2 separate regions of the Mus musculus genome follow, and region 1 is linked to region 2. A link is a loop called in an ENCODE intact Hi-C map of the cell type or tissue named here. Cell type or tissue: left cerebral cortex. All regions are shown on one strand. Links, peaks and the distances in the headings refer to the core of each region. The heading gives the core; the rest is flanking DNA. Region 1 holds the start of Dgkb (diacylglycerol kinase, beta). Region 2 overlaps Dgkb (diacylglycerol kinase, beta).

Region 1 (16,819 bases), core at 5,413-13,412, 99 kb before region 2:
CCCAAATTTGGATCCAGCTCAAGGGGAGACCCCAAGGCCTGACACTTACTGATGGTATGTTGTGCTTACAAACAGGGGCCTGTCATGACTCCCCTCCAAAAGTCCTAACAAGCAGCTGAAAGAGTCAGATGCAGATATTTACACCCAAGAAATGGACAGAAGCTAATTACCCTTATTGTTAAATTAGGGGAAAGCTGGAAGAAGCTGAGGAGGAGGGCAACCCAATAGGAAGACCAGCAATCTCAACTAACCTGAACCCCTGAGATCTCTCAGACACTGAGCTACCAACCAGGCAGAATACACTAGTTTATCAAGGCCCCTGACACAAAAACAACAGAGGATTGCCTGGTCTGACCTCAGTGAAAGAAGATGCTCCGAGCCCTTGAGAGACTTGAAGCCCCAGAGAGTATGGAGGTCTGGTGGGGTGGAGGTGGAGGCAGTGGAGACTGGATGAGAAGGTATAGGATGAATAATAGTCAAAGGCTAGGAAGGGACGGGGATAACTACTGGACTATAAAAAAATGATTAAAAAAATAAAAAAGAAAAGAAAACCATTTGAACAAGAGGTTGAATATGTGTATTATTAACGAATTGAAGTATAAAACTAAATTTTGCTTAAACATTTTATTTGCATTTACTTGCTTAATGTGTTGCCTTACCTACCAACACACCACAGACACTCACTCACACACACACACACACACACACACACACAAACACATGCAGTAGGTACATATAAAAGTCATAGGACAACTTGTAGGAACTTCTTTTCTCCTTAAATTATTTGTGTCTAGGATATCAAACTCAAATATTTGGACTCAGTGATAAATGTCTTTATTCCTATCTCTGAAGCATACTTTTATTTCCATTTCTACAAGTGATTAAATCATGTTCACAATACTTCAAGATGAGTTATGAAGCAGAATCTCAATAACATAATGTATCTCATTAACATAATATATATGCTATTATTACTGATAAGAATCAAAAGGTCGTAAATATATAATAGCATATACGAACAATTGGAAGATTATAATTGATAAAGCACCCCTGTTCAAGCAATCATTTTCTGCTGTCATTTAATATGACATTTCATATGTCATTATAATATACAGACAAAAAATTATTCACTATAGGATCAAATGAATGGTTTTAACAGGAAGAACTATTTGGACTGCGTAGGTCACATAGTTAATTAAGCTTTTCCTTGATCAACTCTTCAGGCTGGAGGCATAGAAATTTCACAATAAAAAGCCATTACAGAAACATTAGAGTTCAGTTTTAAGTGATTTAATTGAGCCTAGAATGAGGTTTCCTTTAGCAAACACATTTTCTTATCTTAATATCCATATTTATCTCCTAGCCAGTAGAGGCTGAGCAGGTTAATTGAAGAAATGCCTTCTGTTTTCTGCAAGTACCTTCAAGGACAAACATGATGCAGATGGCTGATTTTCAACAGTGAGGATAATGATAATAAATTCCATTATGAAATTTTCACAAGCATGCTGTAGCTACCTTTGCAACAATGTGCTATTAAACCTACCTTCTGCTTGCCTACCTGTTTTTAGTGCATATTGCTTGTGGCTATCAGCCCCATTACAGATTTTCTGGCTCTTCCTTTAAGGTTATCTATTTTTCTTGAAGTTAAAGGAATCTTTATTTTAGCTCAATAAAAAAATTAAATCACTGTAAAAGAACAAAATGCTGTTCAAGCTACAAACTCAAAAAAAAAAATCTCCATTTCCTCTTAAAGCATTCTTCTTTAAACTATATTCATTCTTAATCAGATGTAATCATTTAAATATCTTAAGACTAATGTGTTTATTTTAAATTTATAGATGGTATATTAAGGCAGGTATTTATTAATCAGAAACAATCTGTTCTTTTATAAACATGACATTTAAAATTCATATTTGGTTCTGTTCTATATCAATGCAATTGAAAATCTAAATAATGTGCTATATTGAGCAGTGAAGCAATGTGAACATATTTATGTAAGCCTTATAAAGAATCATAAAAAAACACAGTGTTGTCCAAAGTAGCAGGAATCCTTCAAGGAATGAGTTGCTGTTCTGGTTTCTAAGAAAACAATGAAGACAGTCACTTCAGAATATGTATGTCCCTTCTTTTGGTCAACTAGTGACCTCAATAATAAAGTAATGGCTTGGAATATAAAATATGGCATTTCCAGGGACTCTATGTTGACGTCCACTGTTAAATCAATTGTTTTGTGCTCTACATCCATCCTGGAGACAGCCAAATAAATGACTAGACCATATTGCCGTCTGCTAATTTCCCACATAAAAGTTCAACTGCAGAATTATAATTTCTCTGTCATAGATTTCTTACTTCATGTTCTGAATCCTCCTTTGCTGCTTTTCCTGCAGCTCCTTAATTACCTAGCTTAGGGTTTCTCATATTGTGTGTACCTTATAAAATTTGAACTAAATAACTTCATTAACTTGTGTTATTGATTATCGCTTGCTCAGGTAACTTTACAACACAAATTACCTTCTTTGAAATATAGGACAGAATTCTTTATGTCTCTGATTTTAAAATTATGCTTTTTGTCCGTAAATGAATCATTTAGATTCTCCTATCTCTATTCACTTATAAATTCATTTATAAATCGTAAATTAAAATTAATTGTGAACTAGGTACTCAAAGTTTTCACCTTAGATTTTATGTTTTGAATGAGAGATTATACACTAGTCATAAAAACCACATTACGTGTGTGTGCGCGCGCGCGCGCGCGCGTGTGTGTGTGTGTGTGTGTGTGTGTGTGTGTGTGTGTGTATGTGTGTGTGTGTGTGTGTTTGTATATATACATGATATCATCTTCAGGTACTGTATTTCTTGATTTCCTCAGCCACTGTTTTATCAGGTACATACTGTAGTTATTCTGTTTATAAGTGAATAAGACAAAATAGGAAAAGGCAATTTTCCAAAGGCCACATCTCCTTGACCTAGTCGGGACTTGAAGCGTCTGTTTGTGTGAGACAGAAAGCACCCTGGGAAGACTTCCGAGCAGTAAGCATTAGTGATCTGCGTTGTTGCCTTCCTCTGCTGTAAAAGACTAGAATCAAATTAGATGACTTCTAGGGCCCATTCAAATCTAATATCTGAAGGTTGTTATTTTTAAAGAGAACACAAGAGAATTATATCTTTTCTGTATCCCTTCTAACCTTCCAACCTACATACAGTATTCATAGCTTTGAAACCAAAAAAAAAAAAAAAAAAAAAAAAAAACCTCAAGGAAATGTTTAGTTTAGAAAATAGTTCTTCTCATAACTCAAGTCAAAATTAATAAGAATTCAATCAAGATCCTAGGAATTTGAAGAATTTGATTTTTTTTCTGAACTTTAGAACATTCAAAGTTGAATGTAAGAATACATATGTTTATGGAGTCTATAGTCTTTAAAATCTGATTTTATAACAAAACGAAATGTTTCATATTTTGGTTTTGATTTTGTTTTTTTTTGATGATGATAGTCATGGATACTAGTGCATAAAATTATCATGGCATGCAATTTCTGAATATCAGTTTGCAATGATGAAGAAAAAGAAATGTACCGACCTTTTTAAACAAGTAACACGATACATGATTATGTAAGCAGGATTGTGTTTGGGTTAAGAATTACATTATTGAGAGGAGTGGCCCTTGGGTCTGAGGGTTTTCAAGGCTCCAGTGTCTGGAATGCCAGGGTGGGAAGACAGGAGTGGGTGGGTGGGTTGGGAGCACCCTCATGGAAGGAGGGGGAGGAAGGATGGGATGGGGGTTTCGGGAGGGGAGACCTGGAAACAGGAAAACATTTGAAATGTAAATAAAGAAAATGTCCAGTAAGAAAGAAAGAAAGAAAGAAAGAAAGAAAGAAAGAAAGAAAGAAAGAAAGAAAGAAAGGAAGAAAGAAAGGAAGAAAGAAAGGAAGAAAGAAAGGAAGAAAGAGAGAATTACATTATTGATAGTGATAATAGCTGAATTAAAACTGTTATGATTTTAAGAATGCAGCCATATCCAGAGTTTGTAAGGAATTACTTTTCTTAAGCCTTTCTTAGTTCAATAATCTCAAGAATGGCCAAAGCTTTGGAAAGGAGTTGGCAAAGGGAACATAACAACAGGCTTCTTAGGACTAGGAATATCTTGATGTTCGTTCTTTGTGGTTCTGCAAATGAGATTCTTGAGAATTTATTAATTGTATTTGGAGTCTAGAAACCCAATGTTGAATAGTTCTGGGGGAGGGGGTGGCGAAGTTAGTTATGCTGTACTGTTCAAATTGTGAGTGATAAATGTGAATGGATAACTAAGGTCTGTGGATCATGCCAAGAGAGTTACATAATTATAATGTTACATGTACCCAATAGCAAACTAAAACCAGGAAGAGTCAAAACACCTGCATCTTGAAGTCATAACTTATTGTATTCACTCCTTTGCTTTATTTATTCATAATCTTCTGACTGTGAAAAACAGTGCTATAAACATTTAGACATATTTAGGAATGTGAGGTTCATGCCTATAATCCCAGAGACAGGAAGATCCTCAGGACATTGCGGCAAGGACAATGCAAACCAATGAATTCTAGGCTCTTGAACAACCAACTTCAAAGAACAAAGTCTAGAGTGATGGAGAAAGATACTCAATGCTGACCCTGGCCTCCACCTTCATGTGTACATATCTATATATGCGTATGTGCACGCGCACGCGCGCACACACACACACACACACACACACACACACACACACAGACATCCCCCAAACTCAGGTGTTTTGATGTACTGTATATCTATATTTTTTACAAATGAGTATTTCCAAGGCAGTTTTATTTTTTTCTCACCATTTTAGTTTGTAAAGATATTAATTTCAATGTTTCTTTAAATCCAATCGCAGGAACATGTTACAGAAAGAAAGAGAATCCCGAGAAGTAGTCTTCTACAAATTTCCTTAAGAAATGGAAAATCCTGTAGTTGTAAGAGGGAGGATTGAGCATCTGTCATTTGTCCTCAGCTGAAGATTTTCCTTCTCCATTGCCAAGCTTGATCATTTTGTCAGAAGAGATGGTGTTTTTGTTTGTTTATTTTGTTTGTTTGTTTGTTTGTTTTGGTAAATCTCAGCAATATTGTCAGCATTTTTTAAAGTGCTTAAATAGAGTACAATAGTTGTTACTATTATTTCAATATCTTGAGTCACTTCTGTTTTGAGCAAGTGTAGATGCTAGTATTAAAACTATCTAATACATCACTCTTTTTAAAGAATGCTCCATTGTCGAGCATCAGGTGTAGGGAAATAAAAAGGTAGGAGAGACCTGCGTCCTAGACAGGCAGTCACGGAAGACTGCCGAAGGATTGACGCTGGACAGGCATTGGACCATGTTAGGCTGCTGGACCCTGCTCTGGAGGGTGGGGAAGGCGCAGTCTCAGCTCTGACTCTAGAGCACCACAGACCTCTGGGTACTGCAGAAGAGCCTGCTCTGGGGTCTCTAGTCCTCAGAGAGGCCAGAGACACGGGCTCTCAGTCTTAGACACCCCAGACACCGCTGGATGTCGAGGAAGAGCTGAGAACAAAGTGGGGGCCCTTGGGGGCAGTTTGTTCTGCCCTGGGGCTGAAGAGAAAAAAGGAGGCAGAGGAGAAGGCTCTAGGTGGTTCCTGGGTGGGCAAGAGCCCTTGGTCCAGTCTGGTGGAAGATTAGATGCAGCTCTTTAGGGGAAGGCCTATTCATCGCTCCAGAATGGTAAGTCTAAATAAAAGGAGGTTGTCCATGGTTTAGAGCTTTATTGTAGAAAACAGAAAGAAAGAGAAAAGATAGAGAAGTAGAAGCCAGCCATGACCACATTGAGAGAGAGAAGAAGGGATTAGGGGAAGGAGAGTGAGAGGTGGGATTAAGAGAACAAGAGCTTAAGAGAAATACCAAGAGACAAGAGAGAGAAGGGGCCAAGCAGGCCCTTTAGTAGTGGGCTGGGCTACCTAGTTGTTGCCAGGTAACTGTGGGGGTGGAGTCTGGACAGCTTATGTGACTGATGGCCACAGAATTATGGACCTGGGACCTCGTGTCGGGAGGCAATATCTAGGAGCATGGCAAATAGGCCTTCTGTCCCTTGTAGATTAATCTCCTGTGTCTCCGGAGTTTAAACCTAGCTAAACCAGAAAACAGACTGCCTTTCATCGTCCCACACTCCATTGCTTTCCCTACATTTTGGATTTCAAAGCAAGAGTAAAATGGAAGACAAACATCCCCTTTGCTAAATAGTTCTGACAGCACTAAACAATGGCAGACCCCTGGAGGTTTGTGCAATAAGACCATGAGGTGGAAGGCCACCTGGGAACCTTCCAGATGCTGAGGTTATTTCATGGAGTGAGTATGAAAGCAAAGCTCAGTGGATATAAACATATTTTCTTATCAGAACATGGTTCTCTGAAGTAGAAATTACTTCCTAACATTGTACCTACTACCTGAAAGTATGAAACTTCAGAATTTACTCATTGTAATTTTAGTGATTTGCATTTCTATGTGCTACTTAGCCAAAATAAAAAAAAGAAAAAGAAAAAGAAAAAAAAGAAAAATGAGATAGAAAGTATTGAAAGACAAAAATATACGGTAACACGATTTATTAAATATTTTGGTACTTAAAATTCCTGGTTGTATCCAGTGGAAAAAAAGACAGCATTTTCAACAAATGGTGCTGGCACAACTGGCAGTTATCATGTAGAAGAATGCGAGTTGATCCAGTCTTATCTCCTTGTACAAAGTTCAAGTCTAAGTGGATCAAAGACCTCCACAAAAAACCAGAGACACTGAAATTTATAGAGGAGAAATGGAAGACAGTGGGGAAAAGCCTCGAAGATATGGACATAGGGGAATAATTTCTGAACAGAAAAATAATGGCTTGTGCTGTAAGATCAAGAGTCAACAAATGGGGCCTCATAAAATTGCAAAGCTTCTGTAAGGCAAAAGATACTGTCAATAAGACAAAAAGGCCACCAACAGATTGGGAAAGGATTTTTACCAATCCTAAATCTGATAGGGGACTAATATCCAATATATACAAAGAGCTCAAGAAGCTGAATCCCAGAAATTCAAATAACCCCATTAATAAATGGAGTAGAGAGCTAAACAAAGAATTCTCAATGTAGGAATACTGAAGGGCTGAGAAGCACTTGAAAAAAATGTTCAACATCCTTAATCATCAGGGAAATGCAAATCCAAACAACCCTGAGATTTCACCTCACACCAGTCAGAATGGCTAAGGTCAAAAATTTAGGTGACAGCAGATGCTGGCAAGAATGTGGAGAAAGAGGAACATGCCTCCATTGCTGGTGGGATTGCAAGCTTGTACAGCCACTCTGGAAATTAGTCTGGCTGTTCCTCAGAAAATTGGACATAGTACTACCGGAAGATCCAGCAGTACCTCTCCTGGGCATATACCCAGAAGCTGTTCCAACTGGTAATAAGGACACATGCTCCACTATGTTCATAGCAGCCTTATTTAAAATAGCCAGAAGCTGGAAAGAACCCAGATGTCTCTCAACAGAGGAATGGATACAGAAAATGTGGTACATTTACACAATGGAGTACTACTCAGCTATTAAAAACAATGAATTTATGAAATTCTTTGGCAAATGGATATATCTGGTGGATATCATCCTGAGTGATGTAAACCAATCACAAAAGAAGTCATTAGATATGTACTCACTGATAAGTGGATATTAGCCCAGAAACTTAGAATACCCAAGATACAATTTGCAAAACACAAGAAAATCAAGAAGAAGGAAGATCAACGTGTGGATACTTCATTCCTCCTTAGAAGAGGGAACAAAATACTTATGGAAGGAGTTAGAGTCAAAATTTGGAGCTAAGATGAAAGGATTGACAATCCAGAGACTAACCCACCCAGGGATCCATTCCATAATCAGCCACCAAAGCAGACACTATTGCATATGTCAGCAAGATTTTGCTGAAAGGACCCTGATATAGCTGTCTCTTGTGAGGCTATGCCAGTGCCTGGCAAATACAGAAGTGGATGCTCACAGTCATCTATTGGATGGAACACAGGGCCCCCAATGGAGAAGTTGGAGAAAGTACTCAAGGAGCTGAAGGGGTCTGCAACTCTATAGGTGGAACAACAATATGAACTAATCTGAAACCCCAGAGCTCGTGTCTCTAGCTGCATATGTATCAGAAGATGGCCTAGTCAGCCATCATTGAGAAGAGAGGCCCCTTGGTCTTGCAAACTTTTATGCCCCAGTACTGCAGAATGCCAGGGCCAAGAAGTGGGTGTGAGTGGGTAGGGGAGCAGGTCGGGGTGAAGGTATAGGGGACTTTTGGGATAGCATTTGAAATGTAAATGAAAAAAAATCTAAAAAAAAAATGGGAAAAAAAGAGTAAAGGGGCATGAGGAAGTGGAATGGAGCTAAATTCTGAAAAAATATTCTTAGTTGTATCTTAGTATATATTTTAAACTAAAATATTGATCGTTTATTTGTCACTATGATTATAGTAAATTTTTTGGTAAACTGATATCTATTAAATAATTGATAAATGCTTTGTTCATTAATTAGTCCTTGTTTACCTAAATGCTATGATCACCTTATATAAACAAATAAAGAAATGGTTCTCTTTTCTTCCTTTTGAATTTGTTGTTTTTAGGGTTTGACTTTCTTGTGTTCCTAACTTGTTTAACCATGACTGTATAAGCCCTGTAATTGGTTATAAATATGGTAGACATAAGAAACGCTCAGAGAAAGGCATAGTTACTGTATGTATTACAAATAAAATTGAAGAGAATTAAGGTCATTTTTAGCTCAGAATCTGAAAACTAACAATAATGTGGAAGAGCTGTTCAGTGTGTGTGTGTGTGTGTGTGTGTGTGTGAGAGAGAGAGAGAGAGAGAGAGAGAGAGAGAGAGAGAGAGAGAGAGAACAGGTGTGTGTGTGTGTGAGAGAGAGAAAGAGAGAGAAAGGCAGGGAGGGAGGGAAAAGAGAGAACAGGTGTGTGTGTGTGTGAGGGGGGAGAAAGAGAACTGGTGTGTGTGTGTGTGTGTGTGTGTGTGTGTGTGTGTGTGAGTGTGTCTTATGCTACTCATTACATTCTATTACAGAACTATAACATGGACATAAACTATCGCTAGATCAGATGATGTTCTAACGTGGTGCTGATATGTTGAAATCATACCTCTATGATATTTTGTAGAAAGACTGAGAGCCATTAAAACACACATATCAGTGTAACCTTCACTATAGGAAAGTGAACTTGCACCTTAATTGCCAGCAGGTTTTGCATACATTGGATCATGTAAATTGATGTTATATTTTTATTATCCAATACATTACTTTTATCACATGACTCAAAAACCATCTTTATCTGTGTCCTGATTAGTTATAACTACACACCAGTTTTCTTCTTCATCATCAGTTCATTGCCTTTGTAGTTTATCAGATCCACCATCCAGTCACCTGCTCTAAGTAACCAAGCAGGGATGAAGCAAGAGAGAGCATTAAATGGATGAGGTGAGTGGGCTGCGACTGAGTAGCCAGTTAGAATATAATTTAGTAATAAAGAGAGGGTAGTCCGGCATCAGATTTCTGGTGGAGGGACAAATGTACACTAAGTGATAGGAACTGAAGACAATACAGCTCAAAGTCTCAATAACAGCTACTGATGGCTGCACTGTCTCCCCAACCGCCTGATCATAACTCAGCCAGCAGTTAAACAGCTGGGAAGCCCTGTCTCTCTGTCTTATTTCCCCCTGTGTTCCAAGGGCTATAGTAGCAACAGCAGCCTCAGCAGCCAGGCAGCAGGGCTATAGCTTGCAGCCAAGCAGACCGCCGCCGCCTCATCACCACACACACACACACACACACACACACACACACACACACACACACACACACAATTGCACACACTTCCCGAATCAACGCGTTGTCACACAAATCCTGGACCATGACAGATGAGAGAAGAGCAATAGGCACGGACAACAGGTATTTCCTCTCTGACAAATTCAGTTTCATTCCCAATGCTTATTGGTTTGCATAAGGAAAGAAGCCTAAGCGATACCTAGCCTGTGCGGACTACCAGAGGACTGGAGGTGGCCTCGGCAGGGGAGGGTGAAGTGGGAGGAGTGAGATGTGGGGAAGAGAAGAAGCCAAAATTGACTTTCAGGCTCCGGAAGCCTACAGCTCTCAGCCTCCGCTGTTTTTGAGTTGCAAATGATCTGGGAGTGGTGGGTTGCAGGCAGCCCCTGCCATCGCCTGGAAGAAGACTTCCATCTTTCAGTCACTAGTTCCAACGGGCCGTGTGTTCTGGAAGGGGGTGGCAGCAGGGAGGAGGATGCTCTGAGCAGAGTTCTTGAAGCTTTGCTCTTGGGGGAAGCCGGGCTGTGTGGGAGCCTTCTGACTGAGCTGAGAGCGTGTGAATTGGAAAGGATCCTGAGAGCTGGCTGGTCCCAGTTCATCTCCGGAAAAGCTGTCGCTCTCGCTTCAGAGATGCGCCTAGCCTTCGCCTGCATCACGCTGCAGTAAGTTCAACTCAGCACGGTTGGCAGTTTGAGTGGCCTCTGGGTATGTGGTGCGGGGGAAGGGAAGCCGAGAAGAAATGGCGAGGAAAGTTAGGAAAGCAGAGCTTCAGATTTCCCATGCAAATCTGAAAGCATTTTGTGTCCCTCATTTCTGTGCTAGTTATTGGTCGCCTGCTGTTATCTGCAGCAGAGAACCTAATGTTAGCTAAGTAAGTCTGGGGAAAGTGCTCGATTTATTGTGATTCCAGGCAATGAGACTGGCGAGCGAGTGTGACCTCCTGAAAGTTACGGATGAGAGGGAAGGTGGTTTGTGGGGGCGGATGGTGAGGAATCAAAGAAGCCGGCTTCGATTTTTAAATTCCCCGATTGTCCTAAATTCCATTCTAGATTCATTTCCTATTTGTACATAAACAAACAAACAAAACACGCACGACGTTTCCTTACTTTTATAACATTAAAACTAAAGATGAACTAGATCTATAGCTAGCTGCTTAATGACAGTCTGGGCGACACGGATGATCTGGCTAAACATTCAGGTTGTTCTCTGTGGGTGGGGTGAAGAGCCTCCTAGGTTCTTACTGCTACCATCGTCTCCAGCTCCTAACCAGTATCATCTGAAATACTTATGATTTGAAAGGGACGATTTTACATGAAGATGCCATTGTACTTAGCTACTTAACAGGGCTGTGTTCGCTGGCAGAAGAAAACGAAGGCTAAAGAACTTTCCAAAACAACTCCAGCCAGTTTATTCAAAGTGCAGATAACCAACTCTTTTAAAAATAGGTCAGCATGGGCCAGCCTATTGTAAAGCAAATTAGCGAATAAATAAGGAGTTTGGCAGAACCCTAAAGGTCTTTTCTGAAAGGAAAGTAGAAATAATTAACTTAAAACAGTTGGGATTATCTGACCAGTTTTTCTCTTATGGAAAATCGAACCCCCAACACATTTTCTTTTTTTTTTTTTTAATGACAGGAAAAACACAACAGAAACGAGAAATAAAAGAATATCATAATTAGAAAAGATCTTCCACTTAGTTGAAGGCTTGCTGGAGAAATGACGGTTTCACTGTATTTTATTCCAAGAAATATTATAGTTACAGCGGAAGGTACCTAAAGCAGACTCCAGGACTCCAGAATCTTCCAACAGACAACTGCATATAAACTATCATGGGCTTCGTAGGTCAAAGTGGTTTTGAACTTTTGAGGTAAAGTCTGTGGCCAGACAGGACTTACACCTGTTCTCCTACCCAGCTCTAAAACAGAAGAACTGTTGAATTTGAGGCCAGACCAAGTTACACAGGTATTTCTAGATTATGGAGTGTGACACTGTCTAAAAAATTAGAAAGAGAATATACTAAAATTAGTAATTGTGAAACGCGATGTAATTCTGAAATCTGCTGTTATGATAAAATAGGAAATCCAGGGCTGCATTTATCCTGCCAGTTTAGTTTAAAATTGTCTGACTCTTTCCCTAAATCATCCAATCTATTACTTTATTACAAATAAGTCAGGTCAAGGAGTAATGAGAATTGTTTTAACTAGTCAGCTACTCATCTCCGAATTCTCTAAATAGAAAGGCTCACTCAGTGTTTGGGCAATTTTTGCTCTTGCAATATTCAACTATTTAGGGGTCCATTCTGTTTATCAAAAACTTCCATGCATAATCTCTAAATTTAACTCTGAGTAGCTTATGACCCAGGAAATATGCTTGTCATGGTTCTACATATGCAGGGTAAATGTTTTACAAAGCAATAAAGAGAGAGAGAGGAGAGAGAGAGAGAGAGAGAGAGAGAGAGAGAGAGAGAGAGAGAGAGAATGAGAGGGAGAGAGAATGGGAGAATAAGAGGGAGAGAGAATGAGAGAGAGAGAATGAGACACACACACACACACAGAGAGAGAGAGAGAGAGAGAGAGAGAGAGAGAGAGAGAGAGAGAAAATCCTTACTGTAAGAATATGTGGTGGTGAGTTTCCAAGCATTTCCATAACACTATGACGACAGACACTGAGTACTTGAAATCAGATATTCAGCTAATTGAAAAAAAACCTGGCTAAGAATCCCACAGCCATCTATCAAGAGTTCTTCAAGAAAGAAGCTTATTGGAGCCAAGTTATAGCCATGTGCTTACTCCATGCTTCAGAATTTTTTTTCATACTGCAAGAGGACAGTATTGTATCTGGGAAGATTATAGTTAAAAGTACTTTGTAGAGATCTTATTTTAATTTTTAAACCATTAGCAAAATTTGTTGCGACCGTGCCTGGCCGAGGCAAGAAGCTTGTGACTCACACTTTGCCTTGCATGCTTTTGAAAGAAAGAAATATTTGTCGTCAGAAATCTCAAAGTTAGTCCCTGAATCTAAATCTACCTACTAATAACAACTGGGGCTATACACAGGCAAGGGAAACCATTTGAACATTATCCTTTCCTGGATGGCTTCTGGATCAGAACTGTGCTTGTCTATGCATGACAGCTACAGAACCTCCACAGAAGCAATACCTCCAGCCAAGAGCACCTGCCCAGGGGAAGCTTCAGGCAAAGTTGGGGATGATATTCTTTTCCAAGTCCTGTAGGATTTTCTCTTTCCTGAAACCCTGACATGAAGTTTAACCTCAAATAAGAGTTCTGTGGGTAAAGCATTTTGAATGAGTTATTTTATCAACGGTGTAGAAGCTATAGAAGGAAGATATTTTCTACCACGTAAAAGAAAATCCAACCCAGGGTTGAATTAAAAAAGAATATATTGAAAGTAATAGAGTTGACAATGGTAGGCTGTGATAACCTCCATGGTGTGCCTCCCACTCCTAGTCACACTGCTACCTGTTCTATTAAGAAAGAATTGTGCTGTGACGCAGTTGGCTTCAGTGTATCCTTTTTGAAGGGGCTGAGAGTTGGAGGTACTTGAGAAATCATGCTAGGTAAGAGAGATTGCCTTGCTCTCTTTGTACTCAAGATTCAAACCACAAGAATTGGAATCTCACTTGACCCCAAGTCTGAACTTGGCATAGTCACCATTCCAATTTCTGGCTTTACAAACTGTGGAAACAAAACTGGGCTGGGTGCCAGGAATTAGAAGATGAAGGAGCTAATACGGGAGAAAATGGTCTGAAAGTTCCAAGAGGGAACTCCTCCATAGGCCATAGGCGGCTGCTGGATAAATGTGGGTACCTCTTTTATCCCGTGAGACATGGAAATAAAAGTTCTTTGGGATGTATTTGTGGTAGACTTCAAAGTCAAGGATAGAGCAGAGACTCAGACATAGCCTATGAAGTTTGGTTATAAAAATTAATTAGTGTTCCCTTTGGGCAATCCTTATTAAAAAAAAAAAAAGGAAACTGATAAAGAATACTGTGTGGACGGGCCAGGTGACAAGATGAAGTGATGACAACATGGAATACCTCTGCTTCTTGCATAATCATTTCCTAAAAATTTGCCAGGAAACTAAAGGCCACTTTTACCTAATGAGGATAAAACCAAAATGATTCCCTTGGGTAAACTGTCACATGTGAAGGAGCGTAACCTGGCTACTGTCACTTATCTTCTTCCCACAGATGAGAAAACAAGTAAGAGTCCCTGAAAATGTTATAGGCTTAGAGCCAAACCATATTCCAGGATTGGTCTTTCTCAGCATGCTAAATTTAAACAGCAGACTTTTATTTTTCCTTATGGGTTATCTGAGCCATGAAATGAAGGGTTCGCCTTTTAACAGGAAGTTTGCATTGCATGGTAAATTTAAAGCACAGTGTCCTTGACTTGGTCAATTTTGACTGCCAGCTGCCAATCATACTAAATGCAAGGAGTAAAAGCAAATATAGACTCAAATATCAGAAAATAGAGAAGAGTGCTCTATAAACAGGGTTCATTCTCTAGCACTATTCTCATGTGTGTGTGTGTGTGTGTGTGTGTGTGTGTGTGTGTGTGTTTGTGACTGGGAAACATGAGTGTATGTGTGTGATAGTGGGATGCAAACATCCCTTTGGTCCTGACTCTTGTCATTTGTAACATGTCTTGTTGGGAGTGGAAACTGTGTTGAGAGTTGACTTTTAAACAGCCACTAATAACTTAAATACAATGGCAGTGGCTTTTATGCACTGTGCCCTACATGACAGTGCTTTTACAAGCATCATACATGTAATTCTCACTATAACCTTATCTTGACAATCCTACCCATATTCTTCCTTCCCATTATATAAAGGAGCAAACTGAAGAATATAAATGAAGAAGGGTCAAGTAACTTTTACCACAGTTACAAGTTGGTAGATATAAATGTGAGTCTTGAATCCAGACTGTCTGGCTCTGCAAGTCATACTTTTAAACAAGAAGCTGCAAACTTACTAATAAGCCCTGGTCTTATTATAACCCTGAGAATATACACTATTCTCACCTCCATTGTTTCTGCTTACATTTCCTCCTCTGTCTGTAGTTTATTTCTAGGCAAACAAACTCTTCTTGGTTTTTCTGCACACTGAAATGTTTCACTTCAAGGTGCATCTTAATATTTTAAATTTCTACTTTAACATGAGAAACACTGTGGATTCTGTCTGGATTCTAACCACTGGCTTTACAGTCTGTGGGGTTACTCTAATTTGTGCTTGTCAATAAAGGCAGAAATTATTTGGTTTCTTCACTGAAGACAGAAGCTAAGACTACTTGTTTATTTTCAGAATTGTACTGCTTTACAGGACACAGTTTTGGAGCTTAATAAGAACTTGATATAATCAACTGAATTCAGCACCTTGAATAATAGGGAAACCCACTTGTATAATGGGTAAAACTAATATCCTCAATAAATCAGAAAAGTCATATTTCAATATAAGGTCAGAGGCAGACAAATAACTGGGATAAGGAAGACATAAAAACACGATAAAATCATTTAAACCACATTTAGTTCCCTCTGTAGTTTGGGTTGTGAATCTATTATGCTAAATTCTTGGGACTTAAAGTGTACTTCATATTCTGGGAGAGATATTTCTCTGCATTGATAAAATATCTTGGTGGATGGGACTTGCATCAAAGCACAAAATTAATTTCTTATGCCCAATTTGTAGAAATAGCGTGAAGGTTAGTTTACATGGTATTCTCTGTATAGCTGTGTTTTGACTTTGCATGTTTTTTGAGTTAGGTGTGGAAATCTCTATCTATGTTTCAGGTCTCCACTTAGGAAGCTCCTAATTCCTGGGTATTTTAGATTTCTTATTATGTTTATGGGATAGATATAATATGATAAATTAATATATTATCTTCAAATCACAAATTAAAATTATTTTTGACATCTAATTTGGGGGGTTGAAATATTAATTTATCTTTGGACAGAAAATAAAACCAAATGCTGGAATAATGACATCAAAGGAGCTCTGTCCTTTGTTAGTAGCATGAAGTTGAAAACACTTCATTTATTTGGAGACAAGTTGTCAAATAGTGCAAGTTGGTCTCCAATTCATGACGTAGCTGAAGGCAACATGAAATGTCTGATATTTCTTACTTCACTTTCTAATGCTGACATTGTGTTGTGTACCACATCTGGTATATGTGGAGCTCAAAATCAACCAGGACTTCTAGCAAAGTAAGCAAGCACTCTATTGTCTAAGGTACATCCCTGGCCTGAAACAAAGCTTCAAGATTGTTTTTTTTTTTTAAGATTTATTTATTTATTATATGTAAGTACACTCTAGCTGTCTTCAGACACACCAGAAGAGGGCATCAGATCTTGTTATGGATGGTTGTGAGCCACCATGTGGTTGCTGGGATTTGAACTCCGGACCTTTGGAAGAGCAGTCGGGTGCTCTTACCCACTGAGCCATCTCACCAGCCCCTCAAGATTGTTTTATGTCTTAGATTTACTGGAGAAAAACTTTGTAGACAGTTTTAATCTAACCATACATAACCCATGAACATGCTGTTCATGTCTGTCAGCAGAACTTTGCATTCAACATTACCACCAGAGAATTAAACCATGGTTAATAAAGGGAAAATCAGTCTTCAATCTGTCTTCCAGAGAAGTGCATTTAGTTCTTGTGATAATTTAAATTCTATTTTTTTCTTTACATATTTAAACCCATGACTACGTGAATTGGACCTAGCACATGGCTTTTCAAGTGGGAGGCTTGTTTCATAGTTCCTTCTGAGGTCAAATCATTCTACACTATTCTTCTCTCTAATGCCCATAAATCAGTTACCACATACGAATTTTAATCAGTAGGAGGACAGGTCGGAAGAGAAGTGTGTTAGCTATTTAAAATGTCTTTAGAGTTTCATTAAATGAGTAATCACAGTATGATGTTCCCCTAGCAAAGCAGCTGGTCCTTGGTTTATAATTT
Region 2 (16,819 bases), core at 3,857-11,856:
TTGCGAATTACAAACCTGGTTAAAACAATAAAACGAGACAGGAGAAATATTTCCCTCCTAGTCCCAGTGTGAGTCTTTGTACTCAGCACCAAGTAGCCTCTTCCCATAAGGGGATATGAGATTTCTGGCTCGCTCTTAAGAAGAAGAGCTCAAGACAGAAACATAGAAGTTTAACATTCATATATTTAGATAATAAAATCATATCTATCACTTCTGCTATTGGCTGTTATTTAAGAAGTCCACAGGGTCAAGAGCCCACCATCCTTTTAACAGATATAAAAAGAATCCAGAGGACATTCATGATGATTCATGATGAAAAATAATATTTTGTCCATTCTGTTGCTGGTCACATGCTTGGGCGTCCTTGTGATTTAAAAGAATTGAAGAAACAGAAACTAATAAAAAAATGGATTTCCTTATAGTCTTGGCATAACTTATAAGAAAAACTGTTCTTAGATTTTTGTCTTTGCTATAGAAGCATTAAAGTTTTACAGAAAAAAAAAAGAAATCACAGTCAGGAAATATGTATATGCCAGTTTTTCTGTGAAATAAGCTGTTGGAACACAATTAGCACATCTTCCTGGGATCCAAGTTCCTACCTTGGCAGCAGAACCTTCACTGTCCTGTCCCTGGCCTGGGACTCCCAGAGAAACTTCCCTTCAGAAGGGCTTGTTGTTTTACTTATTTCAATTCTCGGGAACATAGAATCTGCCAGACTACATTATGCTTTGGAATTCATGTTGAGAAATGTTCTATAATTATACAAGTACCCTCATTTTTACTCAGCATGCTCATATCTTATCTAAAATATATTCTTAAAGTTGTAAGTTATATGAAATGGAATTTAAGATTAGCTGAAAGAAAAAATTTCACAGAATAAAACAAGATAACAATCTAAATTAGAAACTCTGCCTTCAAAACTGTTTACAATGAAGAACTTAAATTTCCGTTCAGCATATTTGCAGATTTCCCTCGATATTTTTCTTTTAGTCCTTTTTTGTGTGTCAGCAAACTCTCAAAATAACTCAATTATGGTTCTTTTATTATGCCACCCACATAATCTTATAAAAGATTTGCAGATTTTCAGTCTTTTACCCCTAGGATATATGGTATAAATATATTCAAATTCAATACTACATCCTGTATCTGACATGTATATATAAACAAATAAAAGCAATAAAATAATTGCCTTCCTTGAGAACTCATTTGTCATGTATTAGGTACATATAACAGCAGTAAGTGCTAACACTTCTGCGAGGTGGGTCGTGGTTGGCCGCTTTTCCTGAGGCTGAGATAGGCTAAGTGATTTGCCTTATGAATTGGACAATCATGGCTCAGAAAATGACAACATAGGGTCATCTGATTCAAAATGGAAATAGTATACATTATTTGTGCTGTCAATGCTTTGGTATAAAAATTAACCATTTAAAAGTTATCTGCTTTCTCTATCCTTCTGTCCCTACATTTCTCATATAAGTTCCTGTACTTTGTACTTTAAGAGTTGATGACATTTTTTACTCTTCCACTTAAACTCAGTTCTGTTCATGCAACCCTTTGCAGTCTTGCTTGCCTGGCTTTAAACAAATTATTATTGCCAAGGTCACCATTGACAAATATGTAGGTCAATTAGACTCTTCAACCAACATTTTATTTAATTGTGCAGTAACTTTAGAAAAATTGTGACTTCTACCCTCAGTCCATTGTATACAGCTATAAAAGCATCTCTGAAAATGGATAATTTAAAATAAGCAGAAATTTATTTTTTTACACTATTATGGGATGAAATAACCCACTGCAGTGTTGCTCAGATAGTTCAGACGCTAAAGACACTGGTCATCAAGTTATATAACTTGAGTTTCATCTCTGAAACACACGTGGTGGGATGGCATAGCTGATCATTGAACATTACATTCTAGCTTCTACATATTTGTCATAACATGCATGAGTGTGACCATTCATTTATAGCCCCCATCCCCACCCTTATGTAAAAAAAATTGATAAAATATTTTTAAAAAACAGAAATTCATGCTGTACATGTCATAGATCTTCTTGTCAAGTCTTCTCAGGGTTATAGGTATTTGACAAAGAGGCCAAAGAAAATCATACTTGCCCTTTCATAAAGGTATTAATATACCCAGAATAAAGGAACTCATGTAGTCTAATCATTGCCCTCAAATCCTACCCAATTGTACTACTGTAATGACAATGGTATTTTTTACATGCTTAGAGGAGATAAACATTTAAACCAACTGTACATGGCTGTTATAGATTGTCATTCCTTTGGGTGCAGAGTCAGTATGTTTCTAGCTCTTGCCAATATAGGGCACCCCACCATGTTTTATTAGCTTTCCTAAGCTCAGTCAATACTTCCTAAATAATCTTGTCATTAAACTCTTAATTACTCAATGTAAGTGTGCCATCTGCTTTGTACTGGGATCTTTTGCCAGGAAATACGGAGGTAGAATTAAGAATGGTATGCTTGAAGGGATATATTCCTATTAAAGGTAACAACGAGAAGAAAGCAAGGCAGAAAGTCAGACCTGTTTCTGATTATCATCACATTTGACACTTGTGACAAAAGTTCAGGTCCAGCTCTATTTCTCCATTTATTATAAACAAAGCAGTGTTTTTTGTTTTGTTTTGGTTTTGGTTTGTTTTGTTTTTTGTTTTGTTTTTTGTTGTTGTTTTTGTTTTTTGCAATAGTATCTAACCATCAAGTTCTGGTGGGCAACCAAATGCAATGGTAATACCCAGCATTGTTTAGAGGCCTCTGGAAACTCACAAGAAGTTACCTCACTTCTGTCACAGGGATATATTTTTTTGTTTAGAAACCCATTGCTTCTGAGAGAAGCATTAATCTACCCCATCCCTGTTCACCACGTAGGCTATTTCTGCTTATTTTAATAAACTTATATACTATTAGCATTTTTCATAAGTCCTCCTATTGCTCTATATTACCTTCCCACGCTCTACAGCTGTAGACTACCACACTGGCATGGGATGACCATTGGTTTAAAGGTGGTATGAATAAGTTAATCAACCACTTTATGATTGGATTTGTGGCTTGCACCATGGGGTAAAACTTATGTCTAATTTGTAAGTAATTTTGATCAAGAACCAAGGGCACACTTTAGATCCTAGGTCCCAGGGGAGATTATACAACTATTGCTTTATTGACTAGACAAAAAAAAACCAGACTGGCTATAAATACTTTAGTGGCTAAAGGAACTATTGTCGTTTCTTCAGTAGTCTAGTCACTGAGAAGTTATCAATAAATGCTACAATAAATAACTTATGTGTGCTTATGCAACCACTAAATTAAATTCAGTGGGTCATACAGAAGAAGAAAGATATGGCAATGTATGTTTATGGGTTGTGTATATCAGTAAAAACAAGGTTTAAATGGCAAAGCAGGAGTATAAGACAAAGTAAATAGGAAATGAATAGGACTAAACTTCACTCTGTATGTGTGTGTGTGTGTGTGTGTGTGTGTGTGTGAGAGAGAGAGAGAGAGAGAGAGAGAGAGAGAGAGAGAGAGAGAGAGAGAGAGAAGGAGAGAGAGACTTTATAAAAATAAAAACATATATAAGAGAGGGAAAAGAAATGAAGAGGAGAGAGAAGGGAGAGATGGGGGCAAGGGGATTGATGAAAATTTGCAGCATTGGTAGGAGTAACCTCAGAGTACAAAACTGATCTGAAAAAACTTAACCAAACTGATGCAGAGCTGTGGAATCTGTGTGGCATCCTCTGGAATTACCCCTGGACATAAGTAGCACATCATTATCTTTTCTTATTGACCACTATCTGAACAATCCAAGTTGGATTCCAAAGAAAATCAGACAGTAGAGGACTTCAGCTGATTGCAACATTTGGAGGCAAATAGCCAAGTTTGAAGACAAAGTTTTCATCTTCAAACATTCTGTATACTGAGCAAGGTATAAATGATTTATCATCTATTAAATTGTATTTCAAAAATTCATCTTAGTTTAAGAGATTTATTTTACATTTAGTTGTGTTTGTCACTGGGGCATCGAGCCTTAACTGGACCAAGGACCTCTCCTCTCATTGATGCCAGACAAGAACATCCTCTGCTCCATATGTGGCTGGAGCCAGAGGTCATTCCATGTGTACTCTTTGATTGGTGGTTCAGTCCCTGGGAGTTCTGGGGTGTCTTCTTGGTCGATATTATTGTTCTTCCTATGGCGTTGTAAACTCCCTCCAATCCTTTTGTCCTTTCTCTAACGGAGAAATATTTCTTTCCAATCAAGGCTTCTTCATCTCCACTGAATCTAGTTTGTCTCATGCTGAAGTGAATAGCCAGCACATTCTCATTTGTGAATAGTTAACTTTTACCATTTAATTTAAAGAACTGTGTTTTTTTGTTGCTTTTGGAATATTCCAAAGTGGATCAAACCTTATTTTTACTTCTATGTAGAGTAGTATTGCCTGTTTTTAAAAATGTAACTTATCATAGTTTCTTTTTTTATTTATTTTAAATTTATTTTATTTATTTACACTTCAAATATTGTCCCCCTTCCAGTTCTCCCCTCCACAACTTCAACTCCCCCAGTCCCATCTCCCCTCTCTTTTGCCTCTAAAAGGGTGCTCCTCCACCCACCCATCCACTCTCGCCTCACTGCTCTAGCATTCCCCTACTCTGAGGGCATCAAGACTCCACGGGACCATGCTCATCCAGTTCCATTGATGCCAGATACAGCAATCCTCTGCAACATATGTAACTGGAGCCATTAACCCATCCTTGTATACTTTTTGGTTTGTTTAGTCCCTAGGAGCTATGGGAGAATCTGTTTAGTTGATACTGCTGTTCTCCCTATGGGTTACAAACCTCTTCAGCTCCTTGAGTCCTTTCCCTAACTCTTCCATTGAGTTCCTGGGCTCAGTCTTGTGCTTAGCTCTGAGTATCTGCATCTGTATTGGTCAGGTGCTGGCAGAGCCTCTCAGGGGACATCTATACCAACCTCCAGTCAGCAAGCACTTCTTGACATCAGCAATAGTGCTGGGGTTCGATATCTGCAGATGGGATGGGTCCCTAGGTTGGGTGGTCTCTGGATGACTTTCCTTCAGGCTCTGTTCCAATTTTTGTCCTTATGTTTCCTGTAAATGGGAACAATTCTGGGCTAAAATTTTTGAGATTGGTGGGTGGCCCCATCCCTCAACTGGGGCAGCGTCTATCTACAGAAGGGTCTATTTCCCTTTGTTGGGTATTTCTGCTAATGTCATCTCAATGGGTCCTGGGAACCAATTGCTTTTCTGGTATCTGGGACTTTCTAGTGGCTCTCCTCAATTCCCTACCCCTGACTGTTACATATTTCTAATCATTTTTCGGACTATGTGGACTTCTATCCTGTCTTTTTCCATACTTTATCTTGCTTTGTTTTTTCCCTCTCCTTCCTCTTTCCCTCCCATAGTTTCTAATCTTTAATTTATGCAGCGGCATTACCTAAATTACATCGTTCACCTAAAGAAATTTTGGAGTTCCAGTTAAACCAGCACCATTTTTTGAAGATACTTTCTTTTATCAATTATATGGTTTTGCCTTGTTTGACAAAAATTAAGTGTCTATAGATGGGTGGATTTATTTCAGCGTCTTTGATTTATCACATGGTCATCTCATTAGATGCTGGGAAAGCCTTTGACAAAGTCCAGTGCCCCTTCATGTTAAAAGTCTTAGAGAGATCAGGGATAGAAGGCACATACTCAACATAATAAAAACACCATACAGTAAGCCAGTATTACTGTACTGTACTGTATTATTTATTACATCAAATTAAATGGAGAGAAACATAAAGCAAAATCGGGGTCAAGACAAAACTTTCAACCTTCTCCCTAGCTATTCAACACAGTACTTGGAGTTCTAGCTAGAGCAATAAGACAACTAAAGGATTAAGGGCACACAAATTGAGAAGAAAGAAGTCAAAGTATTGCAAATTATGGCTGATATGATAATATACATAAGCAACCCCTAAATTTCTACCAGAGAAATCGTCCTACAGCTGATAAACATCTTCAGCAAAAGTGAGTGAATTCAAAATTAACTAAATAAAAAATATGTAGCCCTCCTTTATAAAAATTATAAATGGGTCAAGAAAGAATTAGGGAAACAACACACTTTACAACAGCCAAGTATAATATGAACCCTTTACAACGGCCAAGAATAATATGAAATATCTTGGTGTAACTCTACCCAAGCAACTGAAAGACCTATATGACAAGAACTTCAATTTCATTTATCAACCTGTCTGTTTCTTACCAATACCATGCAGGTTTTTGTTTTTTGTTTTTTGTTTGTTTGTTTGTTTGTTTGTTTTGGTTGTTTTTTTTTTTTTTTTTTTTTTTTTTTTTTGAGACAGGATTTCTCTGTGCCGTCCTGGCTGTCCTGGAACTAACTCTGTAGACCAGGCTGGCCTCGAACTCAGAAATGTGCCTGCCTCTGCCTCCCAAGTGCTGGAATTACAGGCATGGGCCACCACTGCCCAGCAACCATGCGTTTTTTTACTATTGTTTTGTAGAACAGCTTGAGCTCAGGGATGATGGTACCTCCAGAAGTTCTTTTGTTGTTCAGGTATCCTTGGTTTTTTGTTTTTCAATACGAAGTTGAAAGTTGCTCTTTCAAGCTCTGTAATGAATTGTGTTGGGATTTTTATGGGAATTGCATTTGATATGTAGAGGCATTGCAGTTTGCTTTGAGAAAGATGGCCATTTTCACTATGTTAATCCTATAGGCCCAAAAGCATGGGAAATCTTTCTCTCTTCTGATATCTGCAGATTTAGTCCTCACTGAGAGAGGATTTGCCTAGTTCTCCTGGGATGATGTAGTAACCAAGTTGGGCTCCTCTCCCTTAAGGAGGTTGAGAGAAGCAATGAGGGAAGGGATTTATAAGGGTAGGACTGGGAAGAGAGGAGGTGGGGGAGGGCTGTAATCAGCATGTGAAGTGAATAAAAATTATTGGAAACAAAGAAATCTGAAAGTTCAAGTGTCATATCTAGTTAAATGAATAAAGACTTACAAATTATAGAATTGGCACCCTATTTGACCTGATTATAATTTCACCGAGCAACCTACAGGATTACCTGCTCCTGCACCATTACTCATTCCTATTATTTCCTTTCCTTTTGCCCCTGCTCTTCAAACAAAGCATTTGTGGTTCTTGAGGTTCTGGCAATATTTTCTGTCATCGTAACACTTTGAATTTCTAAGCATGTTTTTCTTAAATTCTCCAGTATGTGTTAATATTCACTATTTTTTATTCAGCGACTGGAGTTAAGACATGCTGACTTCATGTCACTATTTTAAAAAAAAATACCCTTTTCTGTGGCTGACAATCTGCAGATTTTTTTATCTGGATATTACTTGATTTTTTTTTCTCACAAGGACATTTAGTCCTTCCTGTAATATGGAGAATGTTTTTAGCTTAGGTACAATGGGCCAAATAGTTTTTTTCAAATCCTCCAATGTAATTATTTCCTGCCACTAACTAAGCAAAATGGCACATCTGTTGACTAGATGAGAAAGCCAGAATTAGACTGCTTTCCTAAAGCCAGCACAGTGGTTCCCTCCTGGCACTCCTTTCATGTGCCTAAAGAAAACCTTCTGCAGGGGAACAGGAGATCTGTGAACACACCATGGGGATCCCCAATTGAATACTGTCACGTTCTTTCTTTCTAACCATTTGTAGGAGGCAGAGACTGTGAGAAAGTGCTGCTGTTATTTTCAACACCTTCTGTGGCTTGAAGCATAGCTGTGTCTCTGGATCTGATAATTATACAGGCTAGATTTCTTTTTTTTTCATAGGCCCAATGTTCACCTAGTTAAAGATTTTAAGCAAATGCTATTTTCCTGCCTGCACGTCACTAATTAAAATGAAGAAACTAAAGTTTCAGTGAGCTGAGTTGCTTGTACCATCTGCACAGTATGGCTATGGTTGGTCACAGGTTCTGAAATTGCCCATCAACATACAACACTATTCTCTATTTATTTGAATAAAATGATTTACTACCAAATTTTTAACTTAGTTTACTTAATATGTGTCTCCTCACAAAAGAACTAAGGACTACTTGAGTTGGATTAGGCTTTATATGTTAATTACTCATCATAACTGGTTAGTCATAATTCTGGAAAAGTTTCAGACTGACCTCTGAAAGCATTTTAGTTCCTGACCATCTAGGGAAAACAGGGGAATTTGGTAAGCAAAGGAGAAAGCCTGAAAATCCAGCTAGGCACAATTTTAAAGGGAATTATATGAAGACAATGATATAACACATTCTTTTTTCTATTTTTCTATTATGTAAGATTAATGAGCTTTTCATCAATGTTGGGTCAGTCCTTCATTGTTTGTTGCAGTGTTTTAGATACTAAACATAACAATTTTTAAAGGAAAATAAAGGCCTCCTGCTAGTTTCTCTATTGAACATGTCTTAGCTCTGATAAAACTTTACCCATAAAGTAGGAGAAGGCTTGAATTTGTTCTGCTATTGGTTATCATCCTTTCACAGACTAATTTACTGAGCTCTACTAAGCCCACAGCTTGCTTTCTAACATTTATGTCCACAGTACAAGAAGCTCTTCTACCTGTACCCAGCATGTCACCAGGTAGGGAAAACGATAAGAAGGTTTAAAAGCACACTTACCTGGTTTTTATTCTAGCAAACCATTATTGCATGCTTCAATCTTACCTTCTTACATTTAATTGGACAACTCTTTCTTCTGGAAGCCTGGTAAAATAATCATTTAAACGGAGGTGCACTCTCTGCAGTTCTGCTACCAAGGGTGCTAGTAGAGACTGAATGGACTGAGATTTGAGATAGAGACTGTATGATGTTCCAGGATGCCAGATACCCTGTGTCAGTTTTCTCACTAGATCCAAGGTCAAAGAGCTTATTAGAGTCAATGCCTGTCTCCCAGAACTAAAATGGGAAGACTGTGTGGAATAATACAGATGATGCATGCTGTATACTCTCTTCAACAGCCGATATATTTTAAACATCAGCACTATTTCCATCTTCTCTGTCTTTGGCTCTTTGCTATGTCTTCATTGAGTAACACTCAGGGATTCACCAAGCTTTAGTAAATTATCATCACGAGATCCAGTGATTATAGTGATCTGTCCACTTTATCTGTGATTTGTTTTAAGAAAAAGATTAATGTATATTAACTGTACAGATGTATGATAGCATTGGTATGTCTTTTACATTTTATTATTTAATAAAGGGACATCATTAACTTATGGAAGCAACAAGAACACAGGTGAGTCAGGCTCAGATGAGAACAAGTGTCCAAGTGTTTCTGGAATGATTTAGTTGTAGTCATTTTTACCCTGTCCTTCAACTACTGAACTCAGTATCTAAAAGCCTGAAAAGGAGCCCATTGTGAAGCACTTAAAGAGACAAATGGAACTGAATCATCTATCTCCCCTTTGGGTAGAGAGGACAGAGTAAGTCACCTTATGTGAGTGCATGGAGCAGGAGAGTAGCAGAATCAGGGTGAAATTGGTGTTAATAATGTAATCAGCAGGCGGGAACTGATGGAGATACAGATATATCCATTAATATCTCCTGACTGATCTCAAATAGCTTGGGCATTTGTATTCATATGAGTTTCATTCATCAATTAATAAAAAATATTTTCTTGTCATATATTTCCTTTTTTTGTTGTTTTTTTGTTTGTTTGTTTGTTTGGTTGGTTGGTTTTTTGGTTTTTCAAGACAGGGTTTGTCTGTCTAGCCCTGGCTTTCCTGGAACTCACTTTGTAGACCAGGCTGGCCTGGAACTCAGAAATCTTCCTGCCTCTGCCTCCGGAGTGCTGGGATTAAAGGGGTGCACCACCACGCCTGGCAATTGTCATACATTTTCTAATATGCAGTTTTAGAGACAAAGTAATTTTTCACCAACTTTAATTTCTATAACAATTCCAATGCCAGCCTGGTTGAGTACTAAGCAATTGATTATAGTCTCTGATAAAACACTGAAACCAGATGGAGCTCACTTTTTTTTTCTTTATAAATTTGCCAGTGAATCTAAGCCAGTGACAACTTGGGGATTTATTTTAAAACGTGATTCACACTAGAGTCATGTACTCTCATTAAGGAAGTCTTTCAGGCATTTGGAAATACTTGATTTGGCACATTTATTGAAAAAAAATTAAGGTTATAAAACTGAAAGTATTTTCAATTTAATTACTATGTAGCAATTTTATAGAACCCTCCTAATTGACTTGCATGCAACACCATTAGAAATCTAGCTTTTAGCAAGTTATTTGTCTCTGTGTGTGTGTGTGTGTGTGTCTGTGTGTGTGTGTGTGTGTGTGTGTGTGTGTGTGTTATTGCTTAGATATTTAAAAACGATGTTCTTGTCTATCCTTGAAATATGGACTTTTAAAACTAAACACATATAAATGGACTTTGATCAACATACTTTGATTAAACAAAATGTTCTGCACATTTTGTATTCTCTATTACATCGATTTTATGTGACTTGGTATTAGAGAAAGAACATGGGATGTCATTAAAGAAGGAAGAAGTAATTAAAGATTGAAAAGTATGCAGATTTAGATAAACCCATAATGTATTGTTTAGGAGATACAATGCTTACCATTTTACCCTTATCCTTTAATCCTTACCATTTTTCTTTGTGAATTAATACTAATCTTTTGATCTTCATGTTTTCTATTCACAGTGTTTTAACAAATTATTGAAACTACAAAGATCAACAGCAATTTCATTTGGAAAGAGTGTGTATTCTGGAAGCCAGAGCTATTTCATCATGAAACACAACTTGTAAAATCTTTTAAATTTAAAGCTTTGACCAAGACCTGGAAAAGAAAGTCTTCATCCACTGTGTAAGGACCTCATCACCTACACCATGACAAACCAGGAAAAATGGGCCCATCTCAGCCCCTCAGAATTTTCCCAACTTCAGAAATATGCTGAGTGTGAGTATTCATATGGAAGATATAGTCTATTTTTTATGTATTTGTTAAATAATGTATGATTCATTATAAGAATAGATCACAGACCCTGTTTGTCTTGGGAACAGATGCAGGCATGCTCTTTGTATTCACAAATAGGTCATTTTAAGATTGCCTTTTAGCATATAGATAGATAGATAGACAGATAGATAGACAGACAGACAGACAGACAGACAGATAGATAGATAGATATGGATATAGATGATATAGATATGATATAGATATAGATATAGATAGATAGAGATAGAGATACAGATAGAGATGAAAAGTTCGATTAAATCAAGTATCAGATTAAAAAAACCTAGCATATGGAATATAAAACTAAGCCTGGTAAACATTGCTGGTAAAAGAAATAAAAGAGTAAACTAAAAAAAAAAAAACGTAAGGTTATTATTATTGGTTTTTTATTTTGGTTGCTGTTTTCTTTTCCTTGCTTGTGAACATATCCATTCCAAAAAGACTAAGAGAAAGAATTGTGGGCACATTGCGCTTCCACAGTTGTGCCTAATCTCAATCATAAATTCCAATGAAAGAGAAGATCCCAGGAATTTAAGACCAGGTGTTTAATTAGCTCTTCAAATGATAAACCAAGATAGTTCACTGCATAGTACAGTATTTCAACATAAGGTTCAATATATGTGCAGTAAGGGTTTATTTATTATAATTTTATGAGATGACAAATTGATGATTAATTCTGAACTCTATAAAAACTAGTTGAGATTTCAAGATCATCAAGTTTTCTGTCCTTTCTCATATCATTAAGACAACAAAAGAAATGTTAATTACTCTATCAGGAGTTTCCCAGCTAATTAAGAGGAAAAGTGATTAGAGTGCAATCTTGTGTAATAAATTCTCATTAATAAGAGTAACTGAAAATATATTCCGGATGTGATGATTAGAAGTAGCACACTTTGCTCAACATCAGTACATACCATCAGCTTATTAGACATTTAAAGATCACAGTCTTTATCTTATAATACAACATTAGAAATTGACATTCTTCCATAGCCCATCAGGGAAGTACCATATTGAAACAGATTTCTTAATATCTAGTTTTTTAATCTTTCCTCAACAAATTGTTATTTTAAATGCCATAATGAGTAGTCTTTAATATGTTCTTAAACTATTGTTAATTTTTTTAACATGCATGTCAAGTAATAAATAATGTTTTGTGTGCTATGGGGTAGTAGAGTATGGCTGTGGAGAAGAATGAATGATCTCATTAAACCCCCCAAAGCAAAATTAAATCAAATTTATACCTAGAGAATACAACAAACATCATCTCCTTGTTTCTTACCTGATTATAAATTCTCCCCATATTACTACAATAGACACTTAACTCCAATGCCTATCAAGACCTCTTGGCTGTTTTCAAAGTGAACAAGAGATGAATAGTGTGAAACTGGGATAGCACCCCCTGTAGTATAGTCGGCATACCTGAAGGTGTGCGCTGAATTCCCAATCCGACATCTGATACTGAGGAACTTTTATAACATCTCTGTAAATTCTTTTGTTTCAATTTTTCCTTTATTTATATTATTCATTCCATTTGTTTACATCTCAAGTGATATCCCACTTCCTGGTTATCCCCTCTTTCAACCCCCTATCCCATGATATCTCACTTCCCCTCTGCTATCCCCCCATCCCACATCTGCCCTCCCCACTCCCTTTGGCCTGTATGGAAGTGCTCTCCCACCCACCCACCCACCCACCCACACTCTCCATTGCTCCAGCATCCACCTACTCTGGGGCATCAAACCTCCCTGGGACCAAGGGCCTCCTCTTCTGTTGCTGTCAGGCAAAGTCTTCCTCTGCTACATATGTATCTGGAGCCAAAGATCACTTTATGTACACTCCTTGGTTGGTGGTATAGTCTCTAAGAGAGCTGGGTGGTCAGGGCAGCCTATGTTGTTCTTCCAATTCCTCTCCACTCCTCCAGTCCTTCTGCTCTCCCCGACCTGGTTCCCTGAGTTCAGCCCGACAGTTGGCTCCAATAAAATGATAGAAATAATAGAATTATTCACTATTACCAGGATCACGTTATATAAACTATATTAGAGAAATAAAAAGAATGTCTGTAAAGCTGCTGCTACTGCTAACGCTATTTGCAATTGCTATATTATGAGAGAGAGGAGAGAGAGAGAGACAGAGAGAGAGAGAGAGAGAGAGAGAGAGAGAGAGAGAGAGGAGATGGAGAGAGGGAGAGAGGAGATGGAGAGAGGGAGAGAGGGAGAAAATATGTTGTGCTGGTCATGGGAACTTATTGTTAATAATCAAGTAAAAGAGTGTCACATTTGGGAGCATGGAGAGTCAGTGTCCTTTTTCCTGATACCAGACTAGAGCATATTCACAATGCAGAAGCTTCCACTAATATTTCTGCTTTATTTCTGTGTTGTTACTTCACATGCTGAGGATAGCTAAAGTGAAGCCTGCTGTGGCGGCCTGCAGCATGCTGTGACAAGGCTCCTGTTTTGGGTTGCAGACTAAATCACTCCATAGGAAGCATTTTCATTGAGATGTGAAAAGGGAGTCTAATTTCTGCCTCCACACTTTATATAAAGTCATCCGAACTGTCTTTACAAGATAGAAAGTTCTCACTCCTGCTGTGTGGAGAATTGAGCTTATCTCATTATTGGTGGGTTTGTGCTTCCAGCTGTGGTTTCAGGGAACAGTAAAGGGTTAAGAGACTCTAAGATTTGTCATGAGTAGGAATGACTTCTGAGTACATGAGACATCATATTTTCAAATGGTTCGTTGTCTGCCTGCATGCTGTCACTTGGGATTAGCCTTGTGCTTGCAGTGTGTAAAGTGTGTTGTAGTGCATGTGAAATATTTTTGAAAGTTACTGTGTTATGGGAGGAACATTTCCAAACATTCATAAATTTCATACCATTTCTAGCAGCTGGGAATATAGATACTTGCAAAATTATGGTGAATTGCATACTGAGGTGCCTAATGCTCATATTCAGGGTATAATTTCTTCCACTTGAGAGAGAGGCATTCTGATTCAGTGTGAAAAGCCTTCAGCTTTATAAGCAAACCATTATTATTATTATTTTGAGACAAGATCTCATGCATCCCAGGCTGCCCTCATATTCCTGATATGGCCAAGAATAGTCCTGAATTTCTGATCTTCTGGCCCCCACCCCCAGAGTGATAGTATTATAGATCTATGCAGCCATGAACAATTTAAGATACACTGGAGATAGAACATAAGGATTGTGGTATAGCAGGAAAATGTTCTACTAAAGTGTATGCCCAGCCCTAAAACTAATATTTGATAGTATTAGCTCCCTGTCTTATCTTGATCTTTGTAGTGATATTGCAACTAAATGAGATGGGTTCATATCTTCATAGGCACAAAGCAACATAAGCACAGGAAAGACATTAAACAGTGGGAAAAGATTCATTACCTAAAGTAGCCAAGGACAGCTTGTGAGTCATTTCCTAAGCAATAACTTCCTCAAACAGAGGGAACATGAAGTTTTTATTCAAAGGGTCTATGTGTACAACTCGATTCATTCCTGAGCATGCCCAATTTAAGATCATGGAGATTAAAGTGATAAACAGGAAGGCTTCTGGACATGGTCAGCTAGTAACATAAAGTTTTAACTGACAACAAATGAAAGGACACTTCCAAGGTCCATTGTCTCAGGAATCTGCCCCTGCAGGTGCCTGCTTTACTTACTGGCTAGTGGTAGAAATCTTGGAAATTGTACAAGAATTTTCTTGTTCTCACAAAATGTTTGAGCAAACATGCTAATGAAGAAAATATTTATTTTGGCTTAGTTTCAGTGTAACACCATGCCAGCCAGGAAGGTGGTGGGAGAAAGAGAAAAAGAAAAAGAGATAGATAGATTGATAGATAGATAGATAGATAGATAGATAGATATAGATAGATGATAGTTAAATAGATATATAGATATATAGATATAGATATAGATAGATAGATAGATAGATAGATAGATAGATAGATAGATAGATAGGCAGACAGACAGAAAGATAGATCATAGATAGATAGATAATAGATGAATAGACGGGTATTACCTACATAGTGGTCTCTCACCGTTTCTTCCTTTATTCTGTCCTGAATCTTAGTCTACTCAGTAGAGTCACAAACCCTATTTTCAATATACTCATGCTGACAATACTAAACATCACAGAATGTAGCATAAATATAAGGATTTCATCTCTTTCAATGACAAGAAAAGAGACTTTAATCTCTAAATATTTTCTTTACTCTAGGGCTTAATAAAACAATCATCATTATAAAGAATTTATTTCTACTGCCATACTATAAACAATTTATAACCATTAGCTCATCATATCTACAATAATTTTGAGTGGAAAGTAAAATATCTTCTCTGCGGAATAAATTTTTCTGTTTGCTCCTTGACCCTTGGCAGGGTAAATGATAATAAAAAGGCCAAAACAGTAGTAGTTTGTTTATGTTTCCTTATGAAAAATAACATGTCAAAAATAGCTTATAAATAATGTTGCCCAAAATAGACCAATCTAGAATGCACTAGCCACAGCCATATTTTACTGTTTGTTCTTTTCCTTTTACATGAAGGACAATGAAAAAAAGGTGCAGACACTAACTAAGGTGATGTCCCCAATGTCTTCAGAATTGGATGTCAAATCACTAGGGAGAAACATTAATTGAAGTCCAGTCCTGAGGAAACACCCCAAATCACCATTCTGAGTGTTTTGGGGGACATGAAGTGTTTTGTGAGACAGAAGGTGTTAGAGTGAGATAGGGCCCTCCTTGTGTCCCCACCTCCCAAGTTGGGTGGGTTTTCCTCTTCTGAGTGCCATCTTCTCTTTGAGAAAGATGATCTAGTTCTTCACTTCCTGAAGGCAGGATGTGGATTTTTTTTTCAGGTGAACACTTTACATTTGACCATCTCACTTTTGATTTCCTGAACAAGAGGTAGGTGGGGGCACTGTACAGAGTATATTCTGAAAACATATTTATTAAAATTAGGTAAAAATGCTAGTTTCCATTTGTCCCATCCTTTCCTCACAGCAGACCATTCAGTCTTTTTCTCCGTGAGCTGGGACAGCATATCTCTTCTAGCTGATTCCTTCTGACTGGAATATTTGGTGGAACCAGAGAGTCTTTTTATGAAAACTCTTGATATAATGAAGTATGTGCAGGACAGAGGGTAAACCAAAGAGGGAGCAGGAATGTTTTTCCCAGTGGGAACATAAAAAAGGTCTTCTTAAGGGTAAGTCATGAAAACCAAAGGGAAGCCTTCAATTCAGTACAAAGAACTCGAGAATGGTGGAGAGGCCTGTGAGATGATGGGAGAAAGGATGAGGTCCAAATGATTCCTTCTTATGCCAACATACACAGAGGTCTCCCAGACCAGTGCACTGGGATGGGTCATTCATGAATCTCAGAGCTGCTCTATCTAATGAAGTTGGAGGCTTCAGTCTCTACTCTCGCTCCTCTATTCTCTTCACCAACTCTTCCTTCTTATTGTTTTATTATACACATGGAGGGCTAGGAGTAAACCTTGCTGGTAGAATGCTTGCTAAGCATATTTAAAGCCCTTTGTTCAATCCTCCAAACTACACAACAAACAGGAGAAAAAACAAAACAGGAGAAAAAAAAAGGGGGATCTACAGGAAGAAAATAAAGAAAGTTGAAAATGAGAGGAAATACATAAATATTTCCACATATATATATATGACATGAAAGGAAATTAACAAGAAGAAGAAATCCATAAAACATTGAAATAAAGATGTCTGTTTCTCATTTTAAGAGATTTATTCTTCATCTATCAAAACCCATTTTCTAGCATGAAAACCCAACCTGTCTTTCAGATA

What was found. Hi-C counts contacts between places; a loop is a spot of excess contacts. Peaks named below come from ENCODE experiments on the same cell type or tissue, not always from the same donor. Only the 100,000 strongest peaks of a DNase experiment are listed, where the experiment ranks them.
Region 1: it touches region 2 in a loop (4-fold over the local background); 3 of 42 quality-filtered maps call a loop at or near these places.

Annotation. Positions count from the first base shown.
Region 1 is chr12:37,870,449-37,887,267 of GRCm38, forward strand. Dgkb (diacylglycerol kinase, beta) reads left to right here and starts at 10,069. Exons shown (of 26, transcript NM_001361686.1): 1 at 10,069-10,506. In left cerebral cortex, for the core only: no CTCF peak of the experiment used is centred there; DNase peaks (open chromatin) are centred at 10,307, 11,116 and 11,684; H3K4me3 peaks cover 2,336 bases; H3K27ac peaks cover 2,592 bases.
Region 2 is chr12:37,971,063-37,987,881 of GRCm38, forward strand. Dgkb (diacylglycerol kinase, beta) reads left to right here. Exons shown (of 26, transcript NM_001361686.1): 2 at 10,693-10,948. The coding sequence starts at 10,879. Among named protein-coding and RNA genes, the nearest start is that of Dgkb, 99 kb to the left of the region's middle. In left cerebral cortex, for the core only: no CTCF peak of the experiment used is centred there; DNase peaks (open chromatin) are centred at 7,649 and 10,022.